Linked DNA regions of Homo sapiens: region 1 is linked to region 2. Evidence: read pairs that join two places in POLR2A ChIA-PET (ENCODE). Cell type or tissue: Caco-2. All regions are shown on one strand. Each heading gives the region's core, and the rest is flanking DNA. Links, peaks and the distances in the headings are about the cores only. Region 1 overlaps LOC105376368 (a long non-coding RNA gene). Region 2 has its middle 2.4 kb from the start of LINC02639.

Evidence for each region. ChIA-PET counts read pairs that join two places held together with the same protein. Peaks named below come from ENCODE experiments on the same cell type or tissue, not always from the same donor. Only the 100,000 strongest peaks of a DNase experiment are listed, where the experiment ranks them.
Region 1: POLR2A ChIA-PET joins it to region 2 with 11 read pairs; 1 of 35 experiments calls an interaction of 5 or more read pairs at or near these places.

What each region holds. Positions count from the first base shown.
Region 1 is chr10:4,168,795-4,173,191 of GRCh38, forward strand. The region is part of intron 3 of LOC105376368 (a long non-coding RNA gene); the gene reads left to right. Among named protein-coding and RNA genes, the nearest start is that of LINC00702, 73 kb to the right of the region's middle. In Caco-2, for the core only: no CTCF peak of the experiment used is centred there; a DNase peak (open chromatin) is centred at 2,134.
Region 2 is chr10:3,829,360-3,833,756 of GRCh38, forward strand. No RefSeq gene overlaps it. Among named protein-coding and RNA genes, the nearest start is that of LINC02639, 2.4 kb to the right of the region's middle. RefSeq lists enhancers at 51-639, 640-1,228. In Caco-2, for the core only: no CTCF peak of the experiment used is centred there; a DNase peak (open chromatin) is centred at 1,823.

The sequences.
Region 1 (4,397 bases), core at 270-4,269, 340 kb after region 2:
AGGCACCGTGAAGACCTATACAGTCATTAACATTCTCCTGACTTAGAACCTGTGATAATTAGGGAGTGACCTGCAGCAGTTTCCTTCACTCTGTGAGCCATGCATGCAAATGAGGGGTGCAGGAGAGGAATGCAGACCTGGGGCCCACCCGCATTCAAGTGCAATTGATGGGGCCATTGCAGGTCACCCTGATCTGCCCAGTGCCCCTAGCTGCTGCTGGTAGACTTGTAGGATCCTATAATTTAGGCTTCTCATTAATTCAGATGAACCGTGACTTTGGTGTGCCCTTCTCCATTCCAGTTATGTGGAAGAAATTTCATCTCTTGGTCTTTTATGCATTTTAAGATTTGATAGCAACGCTAGTGGCTCATGCCTGTAATCCAGCACTTTGGGAGGCCGAGGTGGGCAGATCACAAGGTCAGGAGATCGAGACCATCCTGGCCAACATGGTGAAACACTGTCTCTACTAAAAATACAAAAAAAAAAAAAATTAGCTGGCGTGGTGGCACGTACCTGTAATCTCAGCTACTCAGGAGGCTGAGGCAGGAGAATCGCTTGAACCAGGGAGTCGGAGATTGCAGTGAGCTGAGATCGCACCACTGCATTGCAGCCTGGTGACAGAGTGAGACTCCATCTCAAAAAAAAAAAAAAAAAAAAAAGACTTGATAGCAACCCTTTAGAGGTTGACATGAGAAATAAATGAATTAGTATTTAAAAGACCATAGAATGCATGGTCCATAGTAAGCAAGTAAAAGTCTATTCACTGCCTATACAACAGCCACGTTTCTCTCCATTTCCCAGCCCACTGAGCCTTAGGTGAGGACATGTGACAATTTCTGGCCAATGTGCTGTGAATGCAAGTGACATGTGCTACTTGTGGGCTGAACCCAAGGGGAATTTTAAGATGAGTCTGGGTTTACTCTGCACATTTGACCCCTGTTTGACCAGTGTCTTCAAGGCCTTCTGCTCTGGAGGGTGGAACAAAACACTTGAGGGATGGAGCTGGGCCCTCCTCTGCATGTTGCAAAGGTAGAATGTGTGAAAAAAAGTCTTGATTCTGTTGAGCCTCTAGGGTTTAAGGATCATGTGATAGCACGGAATCATCTCTCGTATCAAGAAATAAACATACTATCTCGTGAGCTTGCAGTCTATCTACAAGACTGAGACAGGGCAAACATTTTCTTAAGAAACAAAAAGGTAAAATAACATCTACAAACCTTGCAGCTTTCTACAAATTCTCCTCCCTTGGAATTCTTTGCCTTCCTCCTTTCTCTATGTCCTTACACAACACGAAGGAGTGAACTGTCCTGTAACACACATTCATGATGAAGGCATGGGCTCCTAGAGATCGGGGTTTCTCCCTGCCTTGGTCCATCCTGTTTGACCTGGGACAGTCTATGCAAATTATCTGCACTTCCAGATTCTCACCTGGGCATAGAGAGGAAGAAAGCTGCTGTCTCAGTGTTGGAAAATTAAGCAGAGGAGCACAGGGGCACCATGGTGCCTGAAATGTGCCATTGGTGTTAGCTATAATGAGATGATGAGTAAGCAGATCCGCTAACCCAAAATTGGCAAGCATGAGCCCCAGGCAATGGTGCAGGTGTGGAGTCAAATTTGCCCCCTAGGACATTCCTGTTACTGTTACTCAGGGACATTCGTGGATGGACAGAGTCTCAACAGGGGCTTTAGTTGTAGAACTTTTTGTGTTTGCCAGTGTGTATGCTTTTGACTCTTATTAGGGAAAGCTGGTGAAAGCAAGAGACTGTTTAATTATCTACTTTGTAATTCACTGTGGTACTAGCAGTGTCTTGCCTAAGGAAGGCTTTACATTTTCTTTAGGCAGCAAATGCAGAATTAGTTCGTAAGCAAAAGGTATTTTTTAAAAAATTCAATACAGGGTTTGTGATTTTCCTTCATGACTTGATATAATCCACCTGCTTGTCCCTTAAGAAGGGCAAGGTGAGAGAGCCAGCAGGTCTAACTGGCTTTGCCTGCCTCTCAATGAATATTATTTCTGGCTGTGCACAGAGAGGAATTTCAAGGTTTATGGGTGTGCTGAGAAAAATGGCAGAAATTTGCCTGCTGGGAAGCAAGAACTCAACAAGGCCCTAGATGTCCTAGGGCAGGCAGTGCAGCTGAAGTCCGGGGGCGAGGAAAGGCTTGAGTCTTGCTGATAAACCAGCTCCTCGTGTTTTAGTGGGCGAGGTCTGCTCATTTGTAAGAAGAGAGTGGCTGGACTTGTTGCTAAAATAAAGGCTATCACTATCCAAAAAAACCTTCTTTTTTTCGCTCCTGAAACTAGAAGAGTGATGGGGCATGACATTTTTTCAGCTGGTCAAAGGGTTATGTGGGTGAGTTACAGTCAAAGTGTATGCAAAACAGGTGTCAACATGAAGTGAGCTAGAAGTTCAGGCCCTTACTTCCAATTAGTTTATAATTGCAGAACAATTTAAAGCAGTGTATTCCTTAACTTCCAAAAGCCACTGAAATCAGTGGTGAAAATGTGTGTCCATCACTGAGTTGGTAGCAGAGAAACTGAGGAAAAGTAAAACCAGGGTGGAAGCTGTCCTTCTCCTCTTCGGTGCCCAGAATCAGAACTCTCCATTATCTGAAATTGGCTTCATTTGTTGAGGAAGCCACTACTCCATTTCTAGATAATCCTAGAGGTCTTTTATTTTTATTTATTTCAGTTATTAATTATGATTATTATTGATGAAAGATTATGCTTCTCTTTTCAATTTTGCACTCTAGATTTCTATACCTTTTTTCTTTTTTAAATCTTTTTTCTCTTCTTGGACCTCTTTTTCTTCTGTATAGCTGTTCTTTCTGGTGTATTTCTTCAACATAAGTTCCAAACATTCTCTTATCTGTTTTATATCATGTTTTTAATTCCTAAGTGCTATTTTTTGGTCTCTGGATATTTCATTTGTATGTAATATAATGCCCATATTCTTGCTTCACAGATGCAATACTTTTTTTATCCCCAAGTATATTAATAATTTTCCTTTGCTTATACTCTTGAAATTTTCTTCTCCTTGCATAATCCTATTTCTTTCAAGTGATTTTCCTTTGCTATTGTTTGCAATTTTGTTTTTGTTTTGGATTCAGTTACTTTCATGTTAGAGTCTTTTCTCAGTTATTAGGTGATTCCTTGTTTTCTGACCATAATTAAATAAATAATTAGCTAAATATTTCCTCACATCCAGGCTTGGATTCTGTTTCTCTGGGTCAGTAGTTACTGTCATACATCTGCTTTGCAGCTTTTAAAAGTGTACTGACAGAATTAGAAAAAAAAATCTTAAAATTCATATGCACTCAAAAAAGAGGCTGAATAGCCAAAGCAACCCTAAGCAAAAAGACCAAAGCTGGAGACATTATATGACCTGACTTTAAATTATACTACAAGGCTATAGTAACTAAAACAGTGTGGCACTGTTATAAAAATAGACACATGGATCAGTGAAACAGAACAGAGAAGCAAGAATGAAGCCACATACCCAACTGATCTTCAACAAAGTCAACAAAAATGTACATTGGGGAAATGACATCCTATTCAATAAATGGTGTAGGGAAAATTAGATAGCCACATGCAGATGAATGAAAGTAGACTCAGACCTCCCATCATATACATAAATTAACTCAAGATAAATTAAAGACTTAAATATCAGTCCTCAAACTACAAAAGTCCCAGGAGACAACCCAGAAAAAACTATTCTGAACATTGGCCTAGGCAAAGAATTTATGACCATGTCTTCAAAAGCAAATACAACAAAACAAAAATAGACAAATAGGACTTAATTAAACTAACCACAGCAAAATAATAGTAATAATAATAATAATAATAATAATAATCAATAGCTAAAACGTAAACCTGCAAAATGAAGAAACATATTTGCAAACTATACATCCAACAAAGGTCTAATCTAATCTCCAGAATTTACAAGGAACTCAACTCCACAAGAAAAAAAGCAAATAACCTAATTAAAAATTGGGCAAAGAATATGAACAGACATTTTTCAAAAGAAGGCATTCATGTAATCAATAAACCTATGAAAAAAAGCTCAACATCACTAATCATCAGAGAAATTCATATTAAAACCAAAAATGTGACACCATCTTACACCAGTTATAAGGGCTATTCTTAAAAATTTCTAAAACCAATGTTGGCAAGAATGTGGAGCAAACAAACCCTTATACACCATTGGTGGGAATGTAAATTAGAATAACCTCTAAGGGAAACAGCATGGAGATTTCTCAAAGAATTAAAAGTAGAACTACATTCATTCCAGCGACTTTACTCCTGGGTATCTACCAAAGGGAAAGAAATCGTTATATCAAAAAGAGAGCTGCCCTCATGTGTTTATTGCAGCACTATTCACAATAGCAAAGATAGGAAA
Region 2 (4,397 bases), core at 186-4,185:
CCCCTAAGTACCATATTTAGAAAGTAGTTAAATTCTACTGCATTTGTCTGGGAACTTCAATAGAAAAGACCCATACAAACAAAACCGTATTCTCTTCTCAAAAAACAAAACAAGAAAGTACAAGAGCTTCCCATGAGGGTGTCTTTCAGTGCCTGAACTTGGTGTTTGATAGGACCAGGACATGTGGAAGCTTCTGGAAGGCCTGTCCTGTTGCACTCACTCCCTCTGCACTTCCTGGGCACTGTCTGGGGTCTCTGTGCCTGTGTCCCTGTGGACTGAGAGCTGGGCTGAGGAGGCTGTTTCCTGACAATGCTTAGGATGCCTCAGTCTCCAAGGAGAGGCTCTTCCTGAGCTTGTAGCTCAAAGATTATCTTGCTACCTGGCACTTGAGCATGGGGGGACCGACTTTGCTTCCATCCTCCCAGGCAGGTTGCCCGACCTTCCTTTGTGCCACCACAGAACTCCACATTCATCCCTAATTTGGATGTGAAAACTGCCCAGCAGGGGAATGAGCCGCCCCAGGCTGAGGGCCTTGTGATTTATCTCTGTGTTCCCAGTGCCTAAAGCAGGACCAGGCACAAAAGGGGCTCAAGTTGGTGTTGATGTGAAAGAGCCCATGAATTCATGCTTGTCCTATGAGCCAAGCCCAGGAGTTTGGTGCTGGAGTTACGTGGCCCACTGGGCCGTGTTTTCCTGTGCCTTGGGGGCTGCGTATCGAAGCCCTTGCACTTCTGGGGAGAATATCCTTCTAAGGCCATTCTCAAAGTTGAGTGCCCTCTGCAGGGGGTGTGGTGGGGGAGGCAGCGGTGGAGAAAATGAACCGGGGACCCTCCCTATCTTATCCCTCTCTTAGACACTCAAAATGCCCCTGGCATATTTTAGGGCTCTAAGAATTCACGAAAGTCTGCTAAACATTATTTCAGTTAGTATTTCCCATATTAATTGACCATATAGAACTGTTTAAAAAATAGACCTCTTGGCTGGGCACGGTGACTCACACCTGGTGGCCCCCAGCACTTTGGGAGGCCGAGGCGGGCAGATCACCTGAGCTCAGGAGTTCCTGACCAGCCTGGCCAACGTGGCAAGACCCCGTCTCTACTAAAAACACAAGAATTAGCCAGGCATGGTGGGACACGCCTGTAGTCCCAGCTACTCGGGAGGCTGAGGCAGGAGAATTGCTTGAACCTGGGAGGTGGAGATTGCAGTGAGCCGAGATCATGCCACTGCACTCCAACCTGGGTGACAGAGCAAGACTCTGTCTCCAAAAAAATAAAAATAAAACACCTCTTATCCCTGGAAGCAGCTCCCATGGAAGAGTAGGAAGCGATGTCATGATCTCACCTAAGAGGACGTTGAATTTGGACCTGGTTTGCGTCCCGCCTCTGAGGCTCCCCATACCTTCTGACCATTGGCATGTACGGTACCTTCTCAGCAACATGTGGATAATATTAGGAAGTAGAAACAACACTTGGGAATTCTAGCACAATGCCTAGAACACAGTAATCATGTCATATGCTACATACCAGCAGGGAACAGAGCTGCAGAAAATGCTAAAACTGATTTGATAAAAGAGGCTTTTTTTTTTAACCAGTTGTATGAAGGCCTTCAGACTGGCTGTCTGCACCTCTAAATACCTGTCATCTAGATTAGGATTTTAATATCATCTATTTAAAAAATATTAATATGCCCACTGTTTGCTTTTCTATTATTGACTCAAGCATCAGAGCCAATTAAGAAAGGGTTCCAGACAACAGGCCCCAGCACACTCAAAAAGTAAACAACACATTCTTCTGAAATGCCATACTTTGCACTGAGCTCAGAAGAGTCCTGCAGTGAAATGTTAAAGAGTCTGATAACAGTTTGTGAGACAAACACAGACAGGGCGGAGCATGCAAATCAGGACATCCATTTTTTCCCATTAGGGAGATGAGATTTTAATCTGTTTTCAAAATGATGGAGAAATGTTTGAACTTCTACACAGAAGTAACCCTTTCCCCAGAAAAGGAGAGGGTTTTCTGCAAAATGCCACCAAAAATTATAAGCAATTCCTATTTCAAATAGTATCTGTAGAGATTTGATTTGCATCCTAAATAGGGATTTGCAGATTAGCTATTTATAGCATTCCATACACAGAATGCCAACTGATTTTAATACCACTCCTGGGCTTTTGTAATAGGAGATGAAAGGGGAAAAAACAACTTTCCGAAACGTACAGCTTTATTTTTTCCCATTTATTTAATATTTGGAAAGATCAGCTGTATATTGCAAAAGTGGTTATTTTGTTTGAGATTAGCTTTCTTTCAGAAGTTAAATCAATTTTACTTCTGTTGTATTCAACTGCCGTGATTTAGCTGGAACATGGAAACACAGAAAATGAAGGCGGGGAACATGCCTTCATTTGGCATCAGGCTTGGACAGAAGAGAGAGAATTTCCCATTTCCTATTGAAAGAACATCTGCATCAACATTTTCTAAACAACACTGAGCATTACATTAAAATGATATCTTCGATGTATTGTTTCTACTTGGAGAAATTACACAGGCTACAAAAGAGTCACTTCTCCGGATGAATGACATAATAGGGACACAGGCAATCATATCATTGTGATGACTTTTAGAATCTGTAATTTGCACCCCTCTTGTTGGTGCCCTAATGATACTGCCATGAACTTATGTAACAGCATGAAGAATTCTGGATGTTAAAAATTAAGTCTCATATTTGTTCTTATATCCAATTTAACCTGAATTAAATGTATGCTTTGGGAGAAATTGTAGTTGGAGCAGTTTTAGGTTGCTTGGGTGCATCTGAAAAGTCACGACATACCATAGAAATAAAACAGCTTCATTTTGTTTAGTAAGCACTTACTAAATGTCTGCTCAGCAAAGGTATAAGGCAATGGAAGTATGAGAATGAATTTGTAATTACAGTAAAATGACCAGACAGCCAATTTCCTCAAAAATTAAGGAACGGCCGGGGGTGGTGGCTCATGCCTCTAATCCTAACACTTAAGAGGCTGAGGCAGGCAGATCGCTTGAGTCCAGGAGTTCAAGACCAGCCCTAGCAATATGTGAATCCCTGTCTCTACAAAAAATTAGCTGGACAAGATGGTGTATTCCTGCAGTCTCAGCTACTCAGGAGGCTGAGGTAGGAGGGTTTGAGCCCAGGAGACAGAGTTTGCAGTGAGCTGAGATCACACCACTGCACTCCAGCCTGGGCAACAGAGTGAAACCCTATCTCAAAAACAGCAAAAATAAAACAGAAACAGAAAAGAGAAAGAAAGGAGTTTCATATATAACAGTTTGGTGATAGTGTCTCCATTTTCATAACTTTTATGTGAACTAATCGTTTTCCCTACAATTACTCTGTGAAGAAGTTCATGTACTATAACTCCCATTTTATGAGTGAAGAGACAGAGATTTAAATTTCAAGGTGTCCTATGGTTAATCACTTTCTTCAGGATGAAGACCACAGCCACGTATCCTGTCTTTTTGTTCAGTGCTTTAACTTTATTCAACGGTAATAGCTTATGAAATGAAAGAGATGAAAATATCTTACCATTCATCAAGTGGACGAGGATGATGTTTAAGGAAATGTAATAGACCATCACTGAAATACAAAACTCTTTCTGTCAGTATCTTTATTCTCTAAACACTGGCTAATATTGCAGAGCCTGGAGGCAAGTTTATGTCTTTCTTTTAAAGATGCTTATCAAAGTATAAAGCATTATTTGAAATCAATTGAAAGGAGATTTTTTTCTGAAGGCAGTGTCTGGCTAGTCTTGAAAAAGAGAAGACATTTTCTGAGAATCCCACTGGGAAAGACAGAATCTTTATAGAGGCAGAAAAATAAAGGTCTGTAGACAACCAGAGCTGACATGAATGGAACAGTTTAGAAAAGACACACAACATCCCGACGGGAGGCCGCGTTCCTGGAAAGCTAGACTATCACACAGCTGGCAGGTGGAAAATAAACCCTTAGACATCTCATGCCTGTATCAGGGAGTCTGTCAGGGGGGTGGTGCCCTAAGATGTCGTGGGCACAGGTGCTGTCAAATATTTTGAAGTAACCGGGTGTGGTGGCTCACACCTGTAATCCCAGCACTTTGGGAGGCTGAGGTGGAAGGATCACTTGAGCCTAGGAGTTTGAGACCAGCCTGGGCAACATAGTGTGACCTTGTCTCTACAAAAAAATTTAAAATTTAGCCAGGCATCGTGGCATCCACCCCTAGTCCCAGCCACTTGGGAGGCTGAGGCTGGAGGATCACTTGAGCCCTGGAGGTTGAGGTTGCAGTGAGCTGTGATTGCACCACTGAACTCCAGCCATGGCAACATAGCAAGACCATGTCTCAGAAAAACAAAAAAAAAAGAAAAAAAATAAAAACCAAACAAACAAAAAAG